2 separate regions of the Mus musculus genome follow, and region 1 is linked to region 2. The links are chromatin loops, found by intact Hi-C in ENCODE. Cell type or tissue: left cerebral cortex. All regions are shown on one strand. Links, peaks and the distances in the headings refer to the core of each region. The heading gives the core; the rest is flanking DNA.

Evidence for each region. Peaks named below come from ENCODE experiments on the same cell type or tissue, not always from the same donor. Only the 100,000 strongest peaks of a DNase experiment are listed, where the experiment ranks them.
Region 1: a loop joins it to region 2, with 2.9 times the contacts of the local background. A loop is called at or near these places in 1 of 42 quality-filtered maps.

What each region holds. Positions count from the first base shown.
Region 1 is chr6:87,669,526-87,674,897 of GRCm38, reverse strand. It overlaps Aplf (aprataxin and PNKP like factor), which reads left to right and starts at 2,737. Exons shown (of 10, transcript NM_001372332.1): 1 at 2,737-3,038. The coding sequence starts at 2,943. It also overlaps E230015B07Rik. In left cerebral cortex, for the core only: a CTCF peak has its summit at 4,544 (motif pointing right); DNase peaks (open chromatin) are centred at 2,656 and 4,552; H3K4me3 peaks cover 1,468 bases; H3K27ac peaks cover 827 bases.
Region 2 is chr6:87,727,863-87,733,234 of GRCm38, reverse strand. Efcc1 (EF hand and coiled-coil domain containing 1) reads right to left here and starts at 2,366. Exons shown (of 8, transcript NM_001159697.1): 1 at 1,695-2,366; 2 at 299-561. The coding sequence starts at 2,342. In left cerebral cortex, for the core only: a CTCF peak has its summit at 2,482; DNase peaks (open chromatin) are centred at 1,849, 2,065, 2,495, 3,022 and 2 more places; H3K4me3 peaks cover 2,020 bases; H3K27ac peaks cover 1,253 bases.

The sequences.
Region 1 (5,372 bases), core at 174-5,173, 58 kb after region 2:
CAAGAGCATCTTAACAGTTTGACCAAATTAATACATGTTCACTTCTAGCTTGCTCACACTGTCCTAACACGACAGACAACAATTACTCTTCCAACCATATCCTAATTGACCCACTTGACACAGCCAAGTAGGGTTTCCAGGTAGACAGGGCAGAGATGGAATCGGGCATTGAAGTGCTCATCCAACATCCCTGGAGAAGTCTAGAGGCTAGTTGTATCCCGCTGTAATAGAAATACGAGAAGGGAATGCAAATGTGAGGGGCTCATGTGCTGTGCCTACTCACCCCAAATTGAGGTGCACAAACACCAAGATTGCCTCTCCCCCCAAGTCTATGATCCAGCTTAGTAAGCCTTGAAGCCTCCAGGCAATGATTTCTTTGTTCCCTATGCCTCCTTTCAGCTCTCTGCAGGACGCTCACAGTGTTGTGAGTGAAGGACTGGCAGCATGGAGCTCTTGTGTTCGCCTATCTTGGGCATGTAGGCTCCTTCTGGATAGCACGGTTCCCTCAGATTATCAGAGAGCAGCAACCAGCCATATGGAATATATGGTGTGTGTATGTGTGTAGCCAGTGAGGCTTTCTGCTGGGGAAATAGTCTTGGGACAAACCTAGAGCACAGGGTTATCTATCATTCTAGACTAGCTGGGCAGCTCAACCCTCTCATTGACTGCTACAGACTCCATGACCACTGCTCAATGAGTCTACCTGGTTTCCAGTACCTGCCTCCAACAGAAGTGCCCAGGTCTTTCATGCTCAGAACCACCTATGGCTTCCAGAAGTCCTGTGTCAGCAGAGCTCTTCTCCAGGCTGCTTGCTTTCCTAACTGCCCCACCCAGCTTTTGAATCTCTGTTCTTACTCTGTTCTACTAAATGAGCCAGTCCACAAGCAGGACAGACTGACAAACATGGAAAAAGTTTCTTATTCCATATGGACCTAGTGCTAACCACTATATGCAGTCTGCCACTCACCAACTGCCCGCTGTGGTTATGGGAAAGGTTAAGGGTTAGGATCTGAGTCATGGACAGGACCTAGGATAAGAATGAGGGATTAGGGTTAGTGTCCTAGTTAGACTTTTTGTCAGTGTAACACAAGCCAGGGTCATCGAGGAAGAGGGAATTTCAATGGAGACAATAGGCAGGTCTTCGGGCTACTTTCTTGATTACTGATTGCTGTGGGATTGGCGTCACCCCTGGGCAACTGGTCATTGGTTGCATAAGAAAGCAGATTTAGCAAGCCTTGAGGAATAAGCCAGAAAGCAACATCTTTCACAGCCTCTGCATCGGTTCCTGCCTCCATGTTCCTGCCTGGAGTTCTTGGCCTGACTTCCCTTCTGCCCCCCAAGTTAATTTTGGTTTTCTGGTTCTGTATAGATTTCATTGGAGTTTTGATTAGGAAGAGGGACAAAGAGCTCCAAGGTCCCCAAGTTCATCTTCAGCCTCCTAAAGTAAGGCTAAGGTTTAAGTAGGGGGCCAGCATTTGAATATCTGAGCCATCTCCAGTTGCAAGGTGTGGCCCTGCCCATTACTGCTGAGGTTCTAGTGCTTCAGCAAGGCATTCTGACAAATTGACGGGACTGTGAAATCTCTCCGGGGGAAAGTCTCTCGTCTTGATGGGTCTGCCTTTTGACTTTTTAATCCAGCATGAGATTACTAAGGAAAATTCCAGTCTCTTAAGGCCCACTGTTCTGAGAGCCAAAATGAGGGTCACAGTGACTCTTTAGAATAACTCCATTTCCCCTAGGCTTGTGACAAGGTGGCCTCTTGGGGAAGAGAAGACCTTGTGCCTCCTGGAGGCATTAGGGGATAAGACTCCAACTCCATGACCTTCTGCAGAGTCCTGTAGTACAGGCTTTAATATGGAAGAGAAAGCCCTCCAGACACAGGCCTAGCTGAGGCTGTCCTCAGCCACAAGAAAGGAAAAGATCTTAAGAGAGCAGTGCCAAACTCTGGGCCAGGCTTCCTCCAAAGAGAAAGTTCCCTCTAGCTGGGAGCCCTGAGCTTAGCAACTGGCTTCTCCATAGAAAAGACCACCTTTCCCCTCCATCCCGTCCCTGTAGGTTTGCCCCCCACCCTCGGACCCTAGGTTTGCTTCCCCCAGTCCAGGCCTCCACCAAAGAGAAAGACAGGCCTGCTACAGATCCCAGCCAGAGAATATGCCTCTTTTATAGAGAAGGAAGATTCTCCGGCCCCGTGGGCCAAGTGTCTGAGCCAGGCCTTTGAAAATAGAAGCTCCACTGGCTGCAGATCCATCCCCAAATGAGTATGGGGCGCCTGCACAGGAAAGTTAATGACCCTCTTGAGGCTGAACCCTAAAAATCTAAGTCCAGACATACTTCTTGGAGTAGGGAAGACAGTCCTGCCACGGAGGCCTTATTCTAGCCGAAGCTGTCTCCTTATGGAAGAGAAGGGGAAGAAGCAGATACACACATCATACTCCATTGGGAAAAGAACATCCCCCTGTTGAAGTCACAGGGCCACGGGCCAGCACTGTGGTTCATTTAAAAACTCAGGCCAACCCTCTCCTAAGGCCTTGACGTCAGCACTACTCTAGCCCCACCCCTGCCCAAGCACGAATCAACCTAGGCGCAGAGATGCGCGTATTGCCTTCTGGGATTGGTAGTTTTTCCATGCAGTCTGTACTCCGGAAAGGAGCCGAAGGGAGGTGTCAGGAACTACAAGACCCAGCGTTCCATGAGTCCTGTGAGAGGAAGTGCTGGAAGATTGTGGGTGTGCGTTCCAGTTTTTAAGCTGTAGTTTGGCGGTCTGTTGACAGGTATTCCCTGCACGAATCACAGGCTCTCAAGGAGTGGGGATTCCGGAAAGGGAAGAAGCACACTCACCAGGAAAGGAGCCTCGGGTTTCACACCCCTTCGGGCCATGCCCAGCGTGCCTGAGGGAGGTGGCTACGAGGTATCTCCTGGCGAAGGAACCTTCTCTTACCGCCATGCCTTCGGACTTCTTTCTGCAGCCTCTGGACGGCGGTCCCCGCGTGCCCGTGGGGCCGGGGCAGACTGTGATAGGCCGCGGGCCGCTGCTGGGAGTAAGTGTGGGAGGTAGTGTGGGCGTGGGCAGCCAGAGCTTGCTCAGCCGAGGCTGTCTCTTGTCTCCTGAGCTTGGGAACTCCGCGTCTTGGCTCTGCTTGTCAAGATTTTATAGGTTTGGGGCAGTAGGTTTTCAAACAACGTTAGTCAAGTCCCAGACATTTCTTTTTGGTGCCTGTATGGTTCGAGTATGGACCGAGTTAACATCATTAGCCTATCCAGCTGGCAAACGAGGGCCAAATCCAAGTTGAGCTAAGTTCGGGTTGTAAGATGTAAAATGTAAACAGACCAACTAAACAAAACCGCTGCTAGTATTTAAAGACGTATAGTACTCTAAAGGTTAATGTGTTGCATGTTGACCTACAAAGCTTACAATATTTACGGTACTGTATGAGCCATAACAGGGAAGGTTAATCACCTCCCTTAAGCTAACTTCTTTTATCTCCTTGCCTTCTCTGCTGGGCTGGTGGGCCTTACCAATAATAGCAGTATCCCTTTTGGTAGTATCAGTAGCTGTCTTTAAGTTGTCTGGGTAGTGAACCAGTCATTGTTCTAAAGAGATGACTTTAATTTACTACTTCCAAAACTTTTTGAGTTAGGTGCTTTTTATTAGCCTTGTTCAAATGAGAAAGTTGGAGTATAAACTGGTCATTTAAAGGTGATACATGTACAAATGGCCACTATGCTATATATTCTTTACCCTCTTTGGGAGGAGTAGGAACCAAACCGTTTGCAGTTTGCACTATGAAATTATATTTGGTGGTATTAAACCATTTAGCATTGCCACAAGACCTATCATTTACAAAGGCCACTCTAGAGAACCTGGCGGTCGAGTTGAAATATCACAAGGGAGAGATGGGCTAGCCATTAAGAGCCTGGAATTTATTACAGAGGACTGGCTTCCCAGCACTTATGTCAGGCAATTCACAAATGCTTGTAATTCTGCCTCTCTGGGCAATGTACACACATGCATATCCTAACATACAGGTATACATATATAGTAAAAAATAAAATTTTAAAAATTCACAAAAAATTGTTTTTAAAAATCTCTGCCATTATTTTCCACCTGAGTGGTATTTTCTGTGTTCTTACTGCCCTGTTTCTTGGTTTCTTTTCTCTTTGTTTTTCCCCATTATCATAAGAGTTTTGTGCTCCAACATAGATTGTTGGATTGGTGTTTATGTTTTTATGAGCATGGTAGTTTTGTAGTTTCCGTTTCCGGGTTGTGCTTTAGATTTTGATATGTTTTGCTCTAGCTGTTGATTCTTGGAGGGTGTGTTGATATGTTAGAATTTAGGTTATCTTAAATATAGTTGCCTTTAAAGAGAGGGTCTCACAACATAGCCTGAGCACCCCTTGAACTTGCAGTTTTCCTGCCTCACTTCCAAGAGCTGGGGTTACAAGCATGTATGTTCCTAACAAAACCACGTTTTTTGGGGGGAGTGTAGGGTGGTGGTAGTCAAGACCCGATGTTAGTAATGAAATAAACGATGTGTCCACCAGAGGTCGCACTATGCTTTTGTATTATTCATAATACCCCTTTCCTCCTAGTGTTAGGCACACTTAAAAGATAGATATAAAAGATCTATTATTGCTTATAGTTAGTGTATAAAAGGAAAGAAGCCTAAGAAGGACCATTAGAGGAACCATCTTGCTATCTCATGACTTTATCCTGGCATTCCTCTGATGGTTAGTGAGGTACCAATGAGGCCTTGATGCTCAAAATGTGAATAGGACCGGCTTACTCTGAGCTGCCATGATTTGCATGTCTTTGATTGCTTCTGAATTACATGGGTCTAGTCATGTGACTGTTTTCTCACATAAACCACCTGTGCTTATTAGTTAGAGCAAGGATCTTGAACACTGGGTATTCTGAGAGGGACCACCCAAGTTACCTACATCCGCTGGGCTTTCAGGACCCATATATGTAGAATGAACAGTAGCCACAGTAGCATTTGGCGAGTCTCAGTATGTAGCTCAGCATGTGGTGATGCACATGATAAAGGCAGTTCTTAGTAACTGCTGCTGACTGTGGCCCAGTCAGGCACACATCACAGAACATGAAGGAGTCTCTCAGCTGTTTTTTTTTTTTTTTTTAAAGTTTTATTTATTTATTATATGTAAGTACAACTGTAGCTGTCTTCAGACACTCCAGAAGAGGGCGTCAGATCTTGTTACAGATGGTTGTGAGCCACCATGTGGTTGCTGGGATTTGAACTCTGGACCTTCGGAAGAGCAGTCGGGTGCTCTTACCCATTGAGCCATCTCACCAGCCCTTTTTTTTTTTTTTTTTTAAAAAGTTAGGATATTTACTTCTTTGAAGTAGCTATATT
Region 2 (5,372 bases), core at 228-5,227:
CAGTCAGTGATAATCAGGATCAAACTGAAGAGCCAAAAATGGGTATCACTGATTGCAATCCGCGAGTAACAAGTGAAAGGATTTCGTGGATGAACAGGAGCGTAAACAGATGGATGGGCCGATGGATGGTAGTGGAGTACTGACTTACAAAATGGAAGAATCATATGTACGAATAGCTGAAGACCGGAATGAACATTAGAGTGCGTAGCGTGGATGCTCGCCTAGGTTTGGGAAACAGCACCCCGCCCCATCTGCTCCCCGCCCCCCCCCCCCAGTTGCTGCCCCGCTCACCGCTCACCTGTAACCTCTAAGCTCTGCCTCCAGTCGCTGCACCTGGCGCTGCAAGCAGGGGACACGCCGCGCCAGCGCCTCCAGCTCCCGCACTCGGTGCAAGCTGCGTCGCACCGCCTGCCGAGCCTCCTCGGTGCGCAGCCGCACCTCCACCTGTCCGCGCTGCAGCCGCCGGGCGCGCGCCTCCGCCTCTGCCAGCGCGCCCTGCGCTCGCTGCAGCTCGTGCGCCGCCGCTTCTGGGATGTCCGACTGGCTTTTCCAGAGGCCGACCTGTCCGCGGGAAGCCACAGTGAGTGACCACTGCAGAAGTCTACGGGGTCATCCCCTTACAACCACAAAGCTAGCTCACTGAGCAACTGGCACAAGCGGCTAAAGCAAGTGTATGCAATACCCCTCACCCCCACCCCCCACGAGGGAAGTTGGGACAGGAAGTCCACCCTCTGTTTTTCTGCATGGTGACAGTAATCCCCCAAAGTCGTGCCTTCTAGGCTTAATTCCTGCATCCAGTGTACGCTGCTCCTAATTCACTGGACTCAAGGCACAGATTAAAGAGCAGACTGAAATTTCCGCCCTTTCTGAGATCTGTGCTCTGGACTGTCCTTGGAAACGGGGTTGATCTGTTTTGTTTTCTGCAGTGTTCCAAAGCATAAAGGAAGCTGGGACAATGTGCCCAGTAGGCACTTGAGCGTGAAAGACGGAGAGACCCTTTTAAATGAGAGACCTAGTCTCAGGCAACACACACACACACGCGCGCGCACACACACACACACACACACACACACTACTCTACGCACTCCCAGGGTTCCTTCTGCCCCATCTTACACTCTCCTGGCAGACATATGAACCACGAAGGCCACTTTGACACCTAGTTGTACTCTGCAGCAACTAGGAGACAGGAGACACCAATGTAACGCAGGTCCTCTTCCTATACGCCTATAAGGGCCCCTTTTCTCCCTTAGCTGGTCACCTGAGCTACACTGAACACCGAGGGCTCAAGTGTTCGTTGACTGATCCCAGAGACCAGCTCACTCAATGGCTCCACCTCAATAGCTCAGAGTGAGCCTGGCCCTCATTGCTGGCCATCATTGTCTTTCTCACCTGGGCTAGAGGCCTGGCTGTGAGGGATTCAACAAGTTTCGCTGACTTGGGGAAGGGCAGTCAGTCCTTTGTTTTCCTTAAACCTCCCGAAGAAGGATGTGTGCTGACCCATCACTACTTGGCTACTTAAACAGGTTCCTTCTAGGATTAGAAGGGACTTGGGTAGGAAGTTGGGATCTTAAGGAATGATACATTGGGGTGGAAGTTGGAATGAAGGGGGTGGAATGGGGAACGGAGAGAACCAGCTGAGGAGGGGCTGGGCCGCGGTGGGGCGTCTCTGTCTCCACCCGAGGCATCCCTCGCACCTGAAGGGCCAGGCAACGCGCGTCACTGCTCTGCAGCGCAGCCCGTAGGTCCTCCACCAGCTCGCGTAGGCTACTGTTTTCCTCCTCTAGATGTGCCACCCGCTCGCCATAGGCGCCACCGTGCAGGCTCGGTGAGCCAGGCCGGCGGCGGCGGCGCGGGCGGCGGAGGCGGATCTGTGTCTCGATGTGCTCGCTAAGAGCTCCGCGGGGCAGCCGGGGCCCCGCTCGGCTACTGAAATAGCCGCAGAGGCGCGCGTGGAACTGGCGGAAGGTGAGCTCTGGAGGGTCGGCTCGCAGAGCCAGGCGCGCCTCTTCCCTGACGTCCGCGTCCCCGCCAGCGATCATCCCAGCAGCCGGGTTCGTGGAGGCCGCCTCCGCGGAGTTTGCGTCCTCCGTGGCCGTCTCCCCGTCAGCGTTCAGCCCCAGTACCGCGCAGAGCGCACGGAAGTCGGCGCGCGGTAGGCGGCCCGCTCCCCGGCAGTCCAAGTGGTGGAAAACCTCCTGCAGATACTGATCCAGACCGGTAGCCAGCACCACGATCTCATTCTCCACGCCGCGGTCCAGCCCGTAGTGGTGAGCCAAGGCACTCAGCAGCCACTGAGTGCGCCGCGCAGGTCGCCGGTATGGGTCACCCGCCGAGCTCTCCATGCCCAAACCCTGGCGGTTTCTCTCGGCAGATCGGCGCCTTCAGACAGCCGCCCGCGTCCGCGGAGGGAGGGGCTGGGCGGCCACGGTCAGGCCAGAGAGGCACGGGACCGTATCCAGGCAGCTGCGTGGACTGTGCAGGACGTCTGTGTTTGTCCCGATGGGAGGCGCTGGAGCTACGCGCTCTAGTAATGGCCTTGACCTGCACTCCCCATCGCTCCCCATCCCTATCCCCATCCCCATCACTGTAACCAGTTCCTGACTCAGTTCTTTTGCCCTCTCCAGGCCTTTCCGCTATTGTCACCAGAGGCTGGAGCGCCTGCGCCTGCTGTTGTGTTCTGCAATTCCCAGCCCTCGGCCGGCCGTTCTCTGCCTCTTCTCCAGACTGCTTCCTAAGCTCTCCCTCCCTCCTCGTAACTAGAACCGAGGAGGAAACAAACTTGGACGTGGATGAAGTTAGAGTTTTGGTGAGAGGAAAGTGGTTGTCTACCGCGGCCACCTTTGGGCTCCAGGTGGTTGCTTGGCCTGAGCTCCTTCCGCTGGCTGGGATGAGGTAAACAGTTGTTTGGCCACTATTTTCTTTGGTGCCCTAGAACTTGATTCTGGAAGATGCTGGGCAGACCTGCTTGCTCTTGAGAGCTAACTGGCTTTTCTTCTCTCTTTCACAGAAATGTAGTATTGACTCCGTCTGGCGCTTGCCATGGGAACCTTACCCAGCCATATTGGAGCGAAGAGCAAACTCAGCGGCCCTTGACTATTAGATAAGCAGATCTTGTTTTGTGTACAAATCCCAGTTGAAAAGCATTATCATTTTGTTTCCTCCATTATAGCACCCCCGACCAGCACTTTGTCCTTTGTTCCACACACTTCGGGAAGGAATCAGACATCCCAAGCATTTTGGATATACATGTGTACATATATATGTTAATTATAAAACCAATGGCAATTTAACGGAATAATGTACAATACCATACCTTGGCTTCTACCTTGGAAAACCACATGCACAGCATGTTCATTGACCACATTATTGATTATAATGGCTAGAAGCTGATATTCAGCAGGGGCCCAGGCAGGACAAATCGTGGAACAGGGATAAACGAGGAAACACGCTACAGCAGTTATTGTGACTGTTATGACTAATGAATGGTATGTGATAATAACAACACTGCACAGAACATTACTGGATGCTTTCTACAAGGATGCACATAAGGAATGGCAGCCACAGAACATCTGGTTGCTGTTTCTGGTGATGGTGAACCCTTTGCTATCGGTGCACTGGCTCTTTTGCTGAAATGGGAGATTGCACTGTAAGATGTACAGATCAACAGTTTTTAGTATGTTACAGTTATCTGACCACAACTACAGTCTAGTACTTCAATATTTCTACTCCCTCCATCCCCACCCTGCCCTCACCATGTGCACCCCAATACTGCTCAGTCTCTAACTTGTCCTTCTGCTAAGGGAAGCGACTACTTTATGAATCCATAATCTGCTTATTCTAGATATTCATATGACTGGAATCTAATAGAAGGTGACCTTCTGGGGCTGCAGAGATGGCTCAGTGGTTAAGAGCACTGGCTGCTCTTCCAGAGGACCTGGGTCCAATTCTTGTCCCCTCAAGGTGGCTCACAACCATCTGTAACTTCAGTCCCAGAGAATCCAATGCCCTCATCTGCATGCACATGACACATAGATAAATAGAAGCAAAACACCTATACACATAAGATTAAAAGGGGGAATTTAAGGTGGTCTCCTGTGTAATTGTTATTTGCGTGTTTGCTTGCATTTTTTTTTTTGTATTCCTAGATCATCTTTATTTGATTTTTTTGGGGGGGGGGAGAAAAATGTAGGTAGTGTAAAACACTTTTTATATTAAAACAGGTGCTGATAATATTGAATAGAATATAAAATTGACATTACTTTTTCAAAGTACTTTTGACACCAAAGGCATTTCTAGCCAAGCTACTCATGAGCTTTAGGTTGTAACCCCGAGCAGGAAAGGACCACCATGCTCACATTACCTAACATCACAGCCTTTGCTGCACTGATGGAAATCCAAAGGCAGCAAATTCAATACTTCCTTACTTGGCAAAGCACAAGTAAGCTACTGAAGTGACACCTTATGCACGCGCTCTCTCTCTCTCTCTCCTTTAAAGATTGGTATGGGATGAGGGCCCATCCCACTGTTTGTGGAGTCACCCTGGCGCAGATAATCCTGTATTATATAAGAAATCAGACTGATAGCCGGGCGTGGTGGTGGCACATGCCTTTAATCCCAGCACTCAGGAGGCAGAGGCAGGTGGATTTCTGAGTTCAAGGCCAGCCTGGTCTACAGAGTGAGTTCCAGGACAGCCAGGGCTACACAGAGAAACCCTTTCTCTAAAAACAAAAGAAAAAAAAAAAAAAAAAAGAAAGCAGACTGAGCAAGCCATGCAGTCAGTGAGCATGGTTTCTCTGTGGCCTCTGCTTCAGTCCCTCCTTCAGTGCTGTAGTGTGGTCTGTAAGGTAAATAGACCCATTCTTCCCCATTGCTTTCGGTACCACAGCAATAGGAAGCAGCCTAAGACAGATGCATCCTGTGGTAGTTAGATGTCTTCTTGAGGAATGGCCCCTGACTTCCCCATAGAGGCCTCTGCTTTCACTGACTCTGACAGCGCACTCCATGTGTTCTCCAGGGTGTTGAGTGATTCAGAGATGCCCAACCTGCATTTTCTTCACTGCAGTGCCTGGCACCAACCTCTTTCTTCAGGCCTGTACCAGTCAGCTGGTACCATCACGGTAACAGGTACTTCAGGGGACTAGCTTCATAGGAAGAGAGAGATTTATTTTGGCTCACAGTTTGCTTTGGGGCTTTTGGTGACATACAGGCATACATGGTGGTTAAAATGACATACACTTCATAGGTGATGTGGTCATTTGAATACAGTGGCCCTTTAGGTCCATAAGAAGTAGCACTATTAGGAGGTGTGACCTTGGAGTAGATATGGCCTTGTACACTTACGCTATGCCCAGTGTGGCTCACAGTATTTTTCT